Linked DNA regions of Homo sapiens: region 2 is linked to region 1. Evidence: read pairs that join two places in POLR2A ChIA-PET (ENCODE). Cell type or tissue: PC-9. All regions are shown on one strand. Each heading gives the region's core, and the rest is flanking DNA. Links, peaks and the distances in the headings are about the cores only.

Evidence for each region. ChIA-PET counts read pairs that join two places held together with the same protein. Peaks named below come from ENCODE experiments on the same cell type or tissue, not always from the same donor. Only the 100,000 strongest peaks of a DNase experiment are listed, where the experiment ranks them.
Region 2: POLR2A ChIA-PET joins it to region 1 with 6 read pairs; 2 of 35 experiments call an interaction of 5 or more read pairs at or near these places.

Annotation. Positions count from the first base shown.
Region 1 is chr7:36,813,083-36,817,585 of GRCh38, forward strand. No RefSeq gene overlaps it. Among named protein-coding and RNA genes, the nearest start is that of AOAH, 91 kb to the left of the region's middle. In PC-9, for the core only: no CTCF peak of the experiment used is centred there; no DNase peak of the experiment used is centred there.
Region 2 is chr7:36,469,157-36,473,659 of GRCh38, forward strand. No RefSeq gene overlaps it. Among named protein-coding and RNA genes, the nearest start is that of ANLN, 82 kb to the left of the region's middle. In PC-9, for the core only: no CTCF peak of the experiment used is centred there; a DNase peak (open chromatin) is centred at 2,165.

The DNA.
Region 1 (4,503 bases), core at 153-4,152:
CTGCAAAATATATCCAGATTCTACTGGTACCACTTTGATCTAAGCCATTATCATCTCTCACCTAGATTATTCCCAAAGCCTCCTAACTCTTCTCTTACTTCTGATCTTGCCATCTTCTCTTATTATTCTGTTTGTAACATTGCACAAATATCACTTAAAAGCAATAGCCAAATGGTGTCATCCCTCTGGTCAAGACCCCAATATATCTCCATCCCACTCAGAGTAAAAGCGAAAGTTCTAACAATGGTCCTGTATAACCTGCCCACAACCCCTATTCCCATTACCTTTTTGGAGTCATTTCCTACTACCCTCCTCTCACCCTGCTCCAAACACATTGATTTCCTTGCTTGACCCTGAACATGCCAGGGAATACTATCAAAGGGATTTTGCTGGCTCATTTCCTCAACCTGGAATACTCTTCCTCCACAGATCTGCATGGCTGTTTTACCTCCTTCAAGTTTTTGCTTAAAGGTCACCTTCTCAAAGAGGTCTCCCATGACCCCATTATTCTAAATTGCACCTCTTCTACTCTACACTCTTGATTGCTCATAGGTTGCTCTATTGTTTTCTACAGCTCATATCACCTTGTAATGTACAGAATAAGTACTTATTTATTATGTTTATAGTTCATTATATCTCTGTTCCATTAACTAGAAACCCAAAATGAGTACCTTGCCTATATGATTCCTCTCAAGTGATAACATCTCTATTCTAACATAACATATAGAGCAATAGATAGGAGACAATAGATAAGGAGAGATCATGTTCATGTACATATAGAGGGTGGGTAATTAAAAAATCTGAAAGGCAATGTTTGAATTTAGTTCAGTTTTTAAAATGCATCTTCTTATCTCAAAAAGCTTAGAAAATGTATCCTTGGGAGCCAGTATGAAATGACGGAAAGAATAAGACTTTGAATCAAACCTGGATTTGAGGTCCAGCGCTGCCATTTACTAGCTGCATGTTATGATGCCAGTTGCTAAACCTCAATCGTTCCATGTAAAACTGGCTGTCTCTATCTTGGCAGTTCCCAAACTATGTTCAATGAAAACTGCACTTTGATAGGCAGTCCTTGGAAAATAGAGTCCATAGATACCCATATTTAGGAAACGCTGGATTAAACAAAATTAAACAGGTTTCTTTTCTGCAGGATTTCTCAGAGCCTTTAATATGTTAATGTACATTATGAATATTAAATTTGGTAATAGTGTGCAGTATTCCCAGTACTTATATAACCATTAAATATTTCTTTTCGTGGAATACTTTTAACATTTCTTGGGGCACCAATTGAAAAACGCTTATCTCACAAGATAGTTATAAAAATTAAATGCGTTAATATATGTGTAGTTAAGCATTGACTTAGTTGACCTAGGTTGTTTACATCCTGCACATTCCAAAGCTCTTCAGGACTGGTGTTTGACCAGCTGTTGGGAGATAATTTCTCAGCCCTTGGAATATACTGCCTGATAAGCGTGTCTTTGTACATCTAGGGCCTTGGGCCATGTTGTATCAATTTGAGCTGTGGAAAGGCTGGAGACTGAGAAGTAAGTTAGGGTCAGCTACATGGGTACTGCTTGCCTATGTGACTGACTTCTAACTAAAAGCATTTGATATCAAGGCTCAGGTGAATTTTGATGGCAGGCCATACTTTATATTCAGCAAAATTATCCTTTAGAAATAGGAAAAACTCAGACATTTCTAGATAAACAAAAATTGAGAGAGTTTGTTGCCAGTAGACCTTCCTTACAAGAAATGCTAAATGTAGTCCTTCAGGTTGAAATGAAAGAACTCTAGATAGTAAGAGTAGACAATAACTTGAATCAGATGAAGAAATAATAAACACTGGTAAGATAGCTGCATAGGTAAATATATAAGTAAGTATTAATGAATTTTATATTTCTTAGCTCCTCTTTTTTCCTATCTCATTTAAAACACAATAATTATGGGTCTATATTTACTAGAGTACATGTTTTTCTTCCTCCAAAATTTTTATGTTAAAGTCCTAATCTCCAATATGATGGTGATTGAAAGTGGGGCCTTTAGGAGGTAATTGGGTTTTGATGATGTCAGGAGCGTGAGCCCTCAGGATGGCATTAGTGTTCTCATAAGAAGGTCTCTTTCTTTCTAACATGTGAGGATACGGGGAGAAGGCAGCTGTCTGCAAACCAGGAAGAGGCCCTCACCAGGAACCAAATCAGCTGGCAATTTAATCTGGGCCTCCCAAATTCCGGAATAGGATGAATTTTTGTTGTTTAAGGCACTTAGTCTATGCCATTCTATTATAGCAGCCTGAGTTGACTGAGACACTATTTATGGGCACTCAACAGATGAGGATATAATTTGTGACAATAAAAACACAAAGGGAGAGGAGCTATATAGAAGTAAACTTACCAAAATTAACAAAATAGATTGTTACAGTTTATAACAATATATAATGTTAATTATATAATTATATAATTAACATTATATATTGTTATTATACATAATTAATATTATATATTGTTAATTATATAATTATAATCACTAGGGCAACCATTAAGAAAATAACTAAAACATATATAGTAAAATAAATAACAAGAGAATTAAAACAGTACACTAATATAAAACTAAAACAGTACACTAATATAAACAGTACACTTAATATAAAACTAAAACAGTACACTAAAATATCTATTTGATACACAGTGGATGTAATGGAAGCAGTAATGGAGGAATGAAAGAATGGAAAGACAAGATATATAGAAAACAAATAGCAAAATGGCGGATGTAAGTCCTTTCTTATCAGAAACTACATTAAATATAAATGAGTTCAACTTTTCGATCAAAACACAGAGATTAGGAGAATTGATTTAAAAAAAAAACAACATGACCCAACTATATTAGGCCTATAAGAGACTCACTTTAGATTCAAAGATACAAATAGGTTGCAAGCAAAAAGATGAAAAAAGATATTTCATGCAAACAGTATCCCAAAATGAACTGAAGTGGCTAATCTACCACCAGACTCAACAGACATTAGGACAAATTGTTATGAAAGACAAATAAGGACATTATATGATAATGAAAGAACAACCCATCAAGAAAATATAACAATTATAAATGTGTATACACCTAACAACAGAGCTTCAAAATACATGAAACAAAACTAACAGAATTGAAGGAAGAAATAATTCAGAAATAATAGTTAGAAAACTTTATACCCCACTTTCAATAGTGTATAGAACAACTAGATAGAAGATCAGCAAGAAAATAGAAAACCTAAACAACACTGTAAACCAGCTAGGCCTAGCAGACATCATAGAAAACTTTACATAACAACAGCAAAATACACATTCTTCTCAAGTGCGTATGGAATATTTTTCCAGGATAGACCATATGTTAGGCCACAAAGCAAGATTCAATAAATTTTAAAAGATTGAAGTATGTTCTCTGACCACAATGGAGTGAAATTAAAAATCAGTAACAAAAGAAAATTTGGAAAACTCACAAAGATGTAGAAAATGTAAAAGCACACACTCAAATAAATAGTAGGTCAAATAAGAACTCAGAATTTAGGAAATACTCTGAGATAAAAAACAAAAATAAAACAAATCATAACTTACGAGATGCAGCAAAAGCAGTGCTCAGATGGAAATTCTATGAACAACTTTCTTAAGAAAGATCTCAAATCAATAACATAACTTTATCACTCCTTAAAGAAGAGAAAAAGAAAAGCAAGCAGAAGGAATAATAAAGATTTGAGTGCAAATTAATGAAATCAGAAATAGAAGAACAATAGATAAAAATCATTGAAATAAAAAAATTGCTTCTTTGGAAAGAGCAACAAAATTGACAAAATTTTATCTAGATTTACCAAGAAAAAAAGAGAGAAGACTGAAATTACTAAAATCAGGAGAGAAATTAGATACTTTCTAGATAGTACTACCAACCTTACAGTACTAAAAAAGATTTTAAGAGAATACTATGAAAAATTGCATGCCAACAAATTAGATAACATAGATGAAATGGACAAATTCTTAGAGGCACATAAACTACCAAAGCTGACTCAAGAAGAAATATAAAATCTGAACAGACTTATAATAAGCAAAGCAATTGAATCAGCAATTAGGAAAAAAAACTTTCAACAAAAAAAGTTCAAGATTAGATGACCTCATTGGTGAAATCTACCGAATATTTAAAGAATTAACACCAAAAATAGAAGAGAGGGGAACATTTCCTTGCTCATTCTATGGGGCCAGTATTACACTCATACCAAAAGACAAAGGCATTACAAGAAAAAGTAAAATTAGAGACCAATATTCTTTATGAATATAAGTGCAAAATCCCTAACAAAATACTAGAGACAAAATCTGGAATTGTATAAAAAGAATTATAAACCATGACCAAGTGGGAATTGTCCCAGAAATGCAAGGGTGGTTGAGCACAGGAAAATCAATCAATGTAGTACACCATATTAATAGAATGAAGGGGGGAAAAAACCGCCATGATCATTCTAATACATGC
Region 2 (4,503 bases), core at 356-4,355, 340 kb before region 1:
TCTCTCTATTGTCACAGCATCTCAGAAGAATAGAGCCAAATTTGTGGTCCAGCTTTTGGAATTAATCAAGACCAGACAGAATACATTTGAGAGTACTAAGTTGACTGCAGGTTGTTTTTCTTCATTGCATTTTCTCATTCATTTATTGTTACATTTTTGCACTATGTGTATGTTTCTATTTTTATCTTAATCAGATTTTCAGGATCTGATATGTCTACCAAGTTTATTGTAAGACCAGCAGCTTTCTGCCTCCCTACCCTCCTCCTTCCCATGCCTCCTGCACCTGGTGTCTTCCTCTCCCTTAGCTTAAGTCCTTGTTTTGCTGGACCATCTGAGACAGATGCTGGCAGGCACATTTATTGAGAGCTAATGTGTCTGAAAATGTTATTAGGTGACTATCACACTTAGCTGATAGTTTGGTGAGTCACAGAATTCTAGGCTAGAAATAGCTTTTATTTAGACTTTTGAAGGTTTTGCTCCATTGCTTATAGGTTCTAGCACTTCAGTTGTGAAGTCCAAAGATCTTCTGATTCTTTTGTTTTCTTTTTCTTTTTTTGAGCTGGAGTATTGCTTTGTTACCCAGGCTGGAGTGTAGTTGTATGATCTTGGCTCACTGCAACCTCCACCTCCCAGGTTGAAGTGATTCTCCTGCCTCAGCCTCCCAAGTAGCTGGGATTACAGGCGACTGCCACCATGCCTAGCTAATTTTTGTATTTTTAGTAGAGACGGGGTTTTGCCATGTCAGCCAGGCTGGTCTTGAACTCCTGGCCTCAAGTGATCTGCCAGCCTCGGCCTCCCAAAGTGCTGGGATTACAGGTGTGAGCCACCACACTTGGCCTTCTTTTTAGTATTTTTTTTTACTCACAGAATCTGATTCTTGATCCTTTGATGTGACTTATTTTTTTCTCTGGAGGCTTTATTGGATCTTTTCTTTGTTGTCAGTGTTCTGAAATTTCAGGAAAATGTTATACGTTTGTGGAGTCTTTTGACATCCATTGTGCTGGGCAGGATATTTTTCTCTGATTGTTTCTTGGATAATCCCCTCTTCTGTGTTTTTCTGGGTTTCCTGTTTCTTGAATGACTTTATTTTGGTTTTGAGACTTCTGGGTTAGTCTTCTCGTGGCATTTCTTAATACTGATTTTCATTCTCTCTTTGTAAATCCTATTTCTTGAAAGATCCTTTGTATTGATTTCCGTTGCTGCCAGAAAACATTACCACATACCTGGAGGCTTAAAAGAGCCCTCCTTTATTATCTTACAGCGTTTGTGAGTCAGAAGTCTGGGCCTCACGTGGCTCAGTTGGGTCCTCTGCTTAGGGCCTCACAAGATGGAAGTCAAGGTGTTGGCTGGCTTAGCTCTTATCTGAAGGCTCTGGGAAGAATCTGCTTCCAAGCTCACTCAAGTTGTTGGTAGAATCCAGTTCCTTGTGATTGTATTAGGTTGGAGCAAAAGTAATCGTGGTCTTTGCCATTTAAAAGTAATGGCGGCCAGGCGTGGTGGCTCATGCCTGTAATCCCAGCACTTTGGGAGGCCGAGGAGGATGGATCACCTGAGGTCAGGAGTTCAAGACCAGCCTGGCCAACATGGCAAAACCCGTCTCTATTAAAAATATAAAAATCAGCCGGGTGTGGTGGCATGTGCCTGTAATCCCAGCTACTCGGGAGGCTGAGGCAGGAGAATCGACTTGAACTTGGGAGTTGCAGGTTGCAGTGAGCCAAGATCGTGCCACTGCACTCCAGCCTGGGCAACAGAGCGAGACTCCATCTAAAAATAAAAAGTAATGGCAAGCCAGGCAAGGTGTCTTATGCCCGTAATCCCAGTAGTTTGGGAGGCTGAGGCGGGTGGATCACTTGAGGTCAGGAGTCCAAGACCAGCCTGACCAACATAGTGAAACTGTGTCTCTACCAAAAATACAGAATTAGCTGGGCGTGATAGTGCATGCCTGTAGTCCCAGCTAGTTGTGGGGCTGAGGCAGGAGGATCATCTGAACCTGGGAGGTGGAGGTTGCAATGAAACAAGATTGTGCCACTGCCCTCCAGCCTGGGAGACAGAGTCTCAAAAAAAAAAAAAAAGAAAAAAAAAGAAAAAAAAGAAAGAAAAAGAGAAGTAGGTGTCCTAAACCAGGGCTAGGACAGGGTGCTTGACACAGGCTAAGAATCTGGCACTCCTCCCAATGAACATAGTTTCCATGTTTGCTCAATATTTATTTAGCTAACCATTAAGGGGACAGGATGGATTTTTCTCTTTTAAAAATTACATGAGCTGGGTGTGGTGGCACATGCCTATAGTCTCAGCTACTTGGGAGGCTGAGGTGGGAGGATCGCTTGAGCCCAGGAGTTCAAGTCCAGCTTGGACAAAATAGCAAGACCCTCTGTTTAAAAAAAAATTTCATATGTCTTTTCTTCAAATTTAAACCTAATTATTAGACTAAACTTATTATTAAACTAAATTATAAGACTAAATGTTTTAACTTATTTAGGAATATCTTTTATTTTATAATTTTTCCATTGCTCATACTTCTATAGCATTACTCATTTGACTAATGATGAATGATAACAAATACATATAGCTGTAAAATGTTAAAATATGTTTAAATTTTTTTTCTGACTATCATAGTGGCAAGTGATTTTTGTTTTTTTGGTAGACTTACCTTGTATTCCTTCAGTTTTATATTTTTCTGGATGGGACATCCTTTTGGGAGGTTTATTAAATGGTTACAACTTTTTTTTTTTTTTTGAGACAGAGTCTTGCTCTATTGCCCAGGCTGGAGTGCAGTGGTGCAATCTCAGCTCACTGCAACCCCTGCCTCCTGGGTTCAAGTGATTCTCGTGCTTGAGCCTCCTGAGAAGCTGGGATTATAGGTGCCCACCACCATGCCTGGCTAATTTTTGTATTTTTTTAGTAGAGACTTGGTTTCACCATGTTGGTGAGGCTGGTCTCGAACTCCTGACCTCAAGTGATCCACCCGCCTTGGCCTCCCAAAGTGCTGGGATTACAGGTGTTAGCCACCGTGCCTGGCCTAAAGGGTTACAATTTAAACAATAAAGTGGAACCCTCATTATTTGTCAACAGCACCACATCAAACATCACTGGGGGCCAGGAATTCTGCTGATGTTGTTCTCATTGTAGGACTGCCAGCCTATTCACTTTCATCACTGACAGAGAGGCCAAAAGTGGCACCATGCAATGGGCACATGGGAGGATTGCTTTTCAAATGTTTACTTCCACTTTGAGGGAATCCGGGAGAACAAGACCAATTATAGTTTGCCAGTAAGGTAAGAAAATAAATGTAGAAATCCGAGCCAACTGGCACAATATTTCCTCCTATTTCAGTGATATCTTGGTGCTTATTATGGGTTGGCCACCAGACAGGCTTGTCCCTTGATCTAGTTATGCCCTCAGCCTCTGCACTGGCCACCTTTCCTTCCTGGTACCCAGTATCCTGATAGTCTGTCTCCTGCACCCCATGACACAGCTCTCAGTGTCTTCATTCACACTCAGGTACAAGTGTCTGATAATAGCATAAAGAATTCTATCATGCTCAGGGTCAGGTTCCAGCCCCAGCTGAGGGCTGAGGGGAGTGGGTGGATGTAGGGCAGGGAGCTGGAAGAACACTTGAGAGACAGCAGGTAGATGGGAGATGGCTTTATTCAGCAGCTCCTTCACAGAGTCAGTGTTACATTTATGCACCACACAAACAATAGTGCCTGAGAGCCAGGTGATGAGCTTCTCTATGTTATGTCTACATGCTTATGATTATATAAACATGGGACTGTGTGCCTGCACCACAAACCTGCTGGATCATCCAAGCTGTTTACCTGGGCCTATGCCTGCTGCCCTGTGCCTGCTTGGCTGCAGCACAGCCATGTTCCTTACACTACACCCCCTAGGCCGAGGGGATCCTCTTGGTGGGGACCCCTGCATATACAGCAGCACCCTGGACCCACAGGCCACAGCAACAATACAGAGAGCAAAAACCTACCACTAATATTCCTGCTATGCTACCTATGATTATGAGAGCCCAACATAGGCCAGAGCCCAGAGATGCCCACCATCTCTGAAGGGGGTCGTCAGTAAGGTGCTCAATCACCTTAATCTCCTGTGACACCCTTTGTAAAGCTGCTGTTATGTTCCGGTGGTTGTCAGGTATAAATGTACAACGTTGTGTCCCTACAAGGGCACAGGTGCCACCTTGGGTAGCTGTGACTGTGTCTAAAGCCATCTGGTTTTGTAGCACCACCTTCCTGATCTGATCAACTTCATCAGTTAACAAAAGGAGAGCAACTCAGGTGTCATTCAGAGCACGAGCTGTGTGCTCTGCAAAGGCTGTAACCTGCTTTTCTACAGTAATGACTTTTACTCCAGGGATAGTTATTGCTAAGGGATAGAACCACCAGGGGGCCCCCTGCCCTCGCAAAAAGCGGGAATGCAGTGCCTCCTAATAATGCCAGCAACTAGGCAATGGGGGAAACACAGTGGCAGGCACATTGGGCCACCCCAGGT